2 separate regions of the Homo sapiens genome follow, and region 2 is linked to region 1. A link is a loop called in an ENCODE intact Hi-C map of the cell type or tissue named here. Cell type or tissue: ascending aorta. All regions are shown on one strand.

What was found. Peaks named below come from ENCODE experiments on the same cell type or tissue, not always from the same donor. Only the 100,000 strongest peaks of a DNase experiment are listed, where the experiment ranks them.
Region 2: a loop joins it to region 1, with 3 times the contacts of the local background. A loop is called at or near these places in 1 of 110 quality-filtered maps.

What each region holds. Positions count from the first base shown.
Region 1 is chr10:34,077,581-34,080,080 of GRCh38, reverse strand. No RefSeq gene overlaps it. Among named protein-coding and RNA genes, the nearest start is that of LINC02629, 170 kb to the right of the region's middle. In ascending aorta, a CTCF peak has its summit at 1,005; a DNase peak (open chromatin) is centred at 1,090; H3K4me3 peaks cover 482 bases; H3K27ac peaks cover 2,002 bases.
Region 2 is chr10:33,956,104-33,958,603 of GRCh38, reverse strand. No RefSeq gene overlaps it. Among named protein-coding and RNA genes, the nearest start is that of LINC02629, 53 kb to the right of the region's middle. In ascending aorta, no CTCF peak of the experiment used is centred here; no DNase peak of the experiment used is centred here.

The sequences.
Region 1 (2,500 bases):
CATAGGTGAAAATTTAAGCAGCCGGCATTTATAGGGCTCCTCTTAAGGGAAGAGAGGAACACATTTTGTTTCCTCCAACACCCAACACTGGGGCTTGGTGGGTGGGAGAGGCGCTGCCTGGGAAGGGCTCCTCACTTGGAGGCTTTGGTCCCTTCCCCAGCTTGGGAGCTCACCCAACCGCCTGCTGAACTTCTCCGCCAGCCCCTGCTTCCCTGGAGTCCACACTTTCATCCTCATTTTCTCCTAGATTCTAAACTCTCAGAGGCCAAGAGCACCACTGTGGCCCCTGCAACACACTCTTCCTGTGCTGTGTGTGAAGCGAATTGAATGTTTTTCACCTTTTTTCCCCCCGTTAGGCATTGTGTTACACGTGAGAGTTAAGCAGTGAATAAGGCAAAGTCTCATCCCCACGAAGCAGAAATTCTGGGCATTTTTAATATATAACGTGGTCTGTGCTACTACAGTGAATGAAAATCGCAAGAATACACACAGGTTATTGTGACAGCATTTGGGAGGGACATCTTACCAAACCTAAGGGTTCAGGGAAGAGTCCTAGAGTGAGGGCATCTGTCTCATTCTGCACCCCACACCCTGAGCTGAGAGTGGCAGATGGGGGAAGGGAAATGGGGACTCAACTCAGTCGTTCCCTCCCTACCAAGCCTCCACAGGCCCTCCTGCACAGAAGCCGGTTCTGCAATGTCCACCCTCCCAGACAGAGTCATTCCCAAATGTAGCTCCAGCAACTTTCTCGTGGGGTAAGGAAGGCTGCCAGCTCTTAGGGGAGGAATCCAAGCTGTTTAAAGAGCAGAGCTCCAAGGACATCCTGTGATACCCCTGAAATGATGTCGAGCAGCACAGGAGGGAGATGCCTTTAAAAGAGGGAACGTACAGGGCGGCCGAGGGTGGTGCCGGGACAAGCTGGGCCTCGCAGATCGCACCACAACAGTGAATGTACATACAGCGGGTGCTTCTGGGATGGCTCCTTCTGGGCCTCCCACACCCCCACCTGGTCACGTACAGGCCCAGCACTGGGGCTGGTGCCTCACTCAGCACCCACGCACCACGTTGTGCCAGCGAAGCTGTTGTGGCCAAGGAGGAGAGCCCCGTGGGGAGCGTTGGCTGTGGAGGCCTCTTTGAGTCAAGGGCAGAGCATGTGTTTGGCCGGAAGTCCTGATTCAGAACTTGGAATCGGGATTTTCTGCTAATCTGGTGTTTTTCCTCTGACAGCACAATAATATTGTTTTGGTTGCTAAGAAACCCTCTTTTAATTGAACATTGGGTCGAGTGGCTATAGTACGATAATATACCATGCAGACATAAGAGAATAGCACAGCGCCCAAGTGACAATCAGGCCACTTCTCACAACAGGCATGTCATAATACATAAGTGTCTTTCCAGATTTTCCTCCCAGGGCATGGAGGCATTTGATTTGTGACTGCAGACAGAAGATTCTCTCTCCCCAGTCTGTGATATGGCCCTACAGTGGGCTATCTGTACCTATAACCAAGCTCAGCTTTGTTTTATAGGCTGACATTTTGTGGGCTATTAGTCTGAATGAACCACTATTCTAATGATCAGATCATTATAATGGTGCATTAGTTTGATGCAGGGTAATGAAATATTGTTACTCCAATAAGGCTGGATGTCTATTACGGATCTTATCTCATAATCCCTGCTTAACAGAGGCATCCTTGGTTTCTTTTGCAGTACAGAGCGAATACCTGATTGAAGAACTCTTTGGAGAAAGGACTATAGTGTCATTTTAAAAGCTAAGAGTAAAGTTTAATATTCCTAATAGTAATTGCTTTCTATTTTGTTTTTCACAACTGAGAGACATTGTTTGGCTAAATCTCTAGGGGGCGATTGAGAGAGGCAGGCACATAATCCCAGCTCTGAATGCCCTGATAAAATTAATGTGTTCTTTTACTTTAGAGACAGAGAAGGTTCATGCATTGTTTGCTAGGCAATTTTCTAGCATGTAGCTGCAAGATTGGGTTCATATCTATTTGCTGAGAAATCAGATGTAAGCATAGGTTGAGTTGAGGCTGTCGATTAGTATAAGACCTCAATAGATGTTTTGTTTTTCACCTTGAGGGGCTGATTTCAGTGTTAAAAGTTGGCCTGAGTAAAAGAAAAGCAGTTCAAAAGTTGGCTTTTAAAAATCTTTTAGTGGATAGAATTAGAATTGTGTTTTTACAGGATGGGAGTTATACCTGCCTCTGCCTCCCTGCAAACACGTGTCACAGGTTGTATTCCACCTGCAGTGGCCAGGGTTCTTTGATTGCAAGCAACAGCAACACTGCTGCCCCTAATTTGAAAGGAGTTATTTAAATGATATTGGGTGGCTCACATATCTAAAAAAAGAAAAAAAATCTGCACAACCAGGGATCTGGAAGGACGTGTATGAGGGACCCTAAAGGACAGCTGAGTCTGAATACTGTATCTTTCATCATTTCCTCTATTTTTATTACTTTGTTTGAGATTCAGAACTTGGTTGAAC
Region 2 (2,500 bases), 120 kb after region 1:
TATTTAGTTTTTCTTAAACAATAATAAGGGGGAATATCTGATCTTGTAACCCCACTGCTTAAAGTCCTTTCATAGCTTCCTCTTACTGTTAAAATCAAAGCTAAATTCTCCTTACAGTTTCCAAGGTTCTAGATCACATGGCTCCCTCTGCCCTCGCCAGGCACATCGTGGGCTTCTTTTCCTGACCTGCTCCATGCCCTGGGCACTATGGCTTTAGTTTCCTGAATGCTTAGTATGTTTGCATCTCAAGACCTTTACTATTTTTCATGCTTTAATTTCTCTTCCCTTTCCTTTTGTCCTAGTTACTTCTTTCCTGTCCTTTAAGAACCAGTTCAAAGTCACATATTTCAAGGAGGACTTAAGTATATTTCCTCTTAATTTTATGGCCCCACATTGTATGAAGATACAATGTATAAAAATTGTAATAAATAACTTGTGTAATTAACTGTTTAATAACTATACATTCATTGGAATATAAGTTGTATGTATGACTAATGCCTCTCAGGTGATTTGCCTATTACAATTCCCTGCATTAGTAGGTACTCTAGTCTGGTAAAATATTGAATGGAAATATGGAAACAAACAAACAAACAGGTAAAGAGTTCCAAAAGGCTGGGCATGGTGGCTCAAGCCTGTAATCCCAGCACTTTGGGATGCCAAGGTGGGTGAATCATCTGAGGTCAGGAGTTCGAGACCAGCCTGGCCAACATGGCAAAACCCCGTCTCTACTAAAAATACAAAAATTAGCCGGCCGTGGTAGTACATGCCTGTAATCCCACCTACTTGGAAGGCAGAGGCAGGAGAATCACTTCAACTGGGCGGGGAGTGGAGGTTGCAGTGAGCTGAGATGGCGCCACTTTACTCCAGCCTGGTGAAAGAGCAAAACTCTGTCTCAAAAAAGAAAAAAAAAAAAAAGTTGCAAAAGACCTGCAGTAATGGATAAATAAACATGATAAAACCATAATGATTAAAACAATGTATTGCTTGTGCCAAAACTGAAAGAAAGAGCAATGAAACATAAACACCAGAATCAACCCCGAGTATAGATAAAAATTTGGTTTCTGATAAAAATAACATATCAAACTACTAGGTAAAGTAAAATTTATTTAATCTATGGTGTCAGGACAATTGGTTACCTCTTTGGATTAAAAATGTAGACCTCTACCTCCTGGCAAACAAAATAAATTCCAGTTAAGAGAAAATAGCATTTTCTAAATGTGTTTGAAGGAACACTAACATGTGAGCTATTAATAGGGTTAACATGAAAAAATAGTTTTATGGTGAAGTCTATGAAATTCATTTGGCATAATTACATGGAACTCTTTTTATTTTCAAAGTATAACACCAATTTGGGAAGTTTAGATTAAAAGCTCTAAACAAGCTAGAGGACAATTTCAAGAAACATTTTTATAATTCTTCTTGGGAAGATCTTTCTAAACATATGAAAGACAGAACTCCAAAAGAAAAATTGTACCATCAAGGTTCTTTGGTTATAAGCAACTAGAAAACCCTCTGATTAAGGTTAGTAGTTTCTCTATAATGAATTCAAACAAATCAGCAAGGAAAAAAACAAACAAAAAAAACCAATCCCATCAAAAAGTGGGCTAAGGACATGAATAGACAATTCTCAGAAGAAGATATACAAATGGCCAATAGACATATGAAAAAATGCTCAACATCACTAATGATTAGGGAAGTGCAAATCAAAACAACAATGCAATACCACCTTACTCCTGCAAGAATGAACATTAAAAAAAAAATCAGTACATGTTGGCATAGATGGGGTGATCAGGGAACACTTCTAAACTACTGGTGGGAATGTAAACTAGTACAACCACTATGGAAAGCAGTGTGGAGGTTCATTAAAGACCTAAAAGTAGAACTACCATTTGATCCAGCAATCCCACTGCTGGGTATTTACCCAGAAGAAAAGAAGTCATTATACAAAAAAGATATTTACACACGCATGTTTATAGCAGCATAATCACAATTACAAAATCGTGGAACCAACCCAAATGCCCATCAATCAACGAATGGATAAAGAAACTGTGGTATATATATGCAATGGAATACTACTCAGCCATAAAAAGGAATGAATTAACAGCATTAGCGTGACCTGCATGAGATTGGAGGTTATTATTCTAAGTGAAGTAACTCAGGAATGGAAAACCAAACATTGTATGTTCTCACTGATATGTGGGTGCTAAGCTATGAGGATGAAAAGGCATAAGAATGATACAATGGACTTTGGGGACTTGGGGGGAAGGATGGGAGGGGGGTGAGGGATAAAAGGCTACAAATACAGTGCAGTGTATATTGCTCAGGTGATGGGTGCACCAGGATCTCAGAAATCCACTACTAAAGAACTTACTCATATAAGCAAACACCATCTGTACCCCAATAACCTATGGAAAAATAAAATTAAAAAAAGGACAGTAGATTCTAATATTATGTCCAAATATTTACTGCCTCTCTTCAGAGAAGGATTATACTTTTCTTC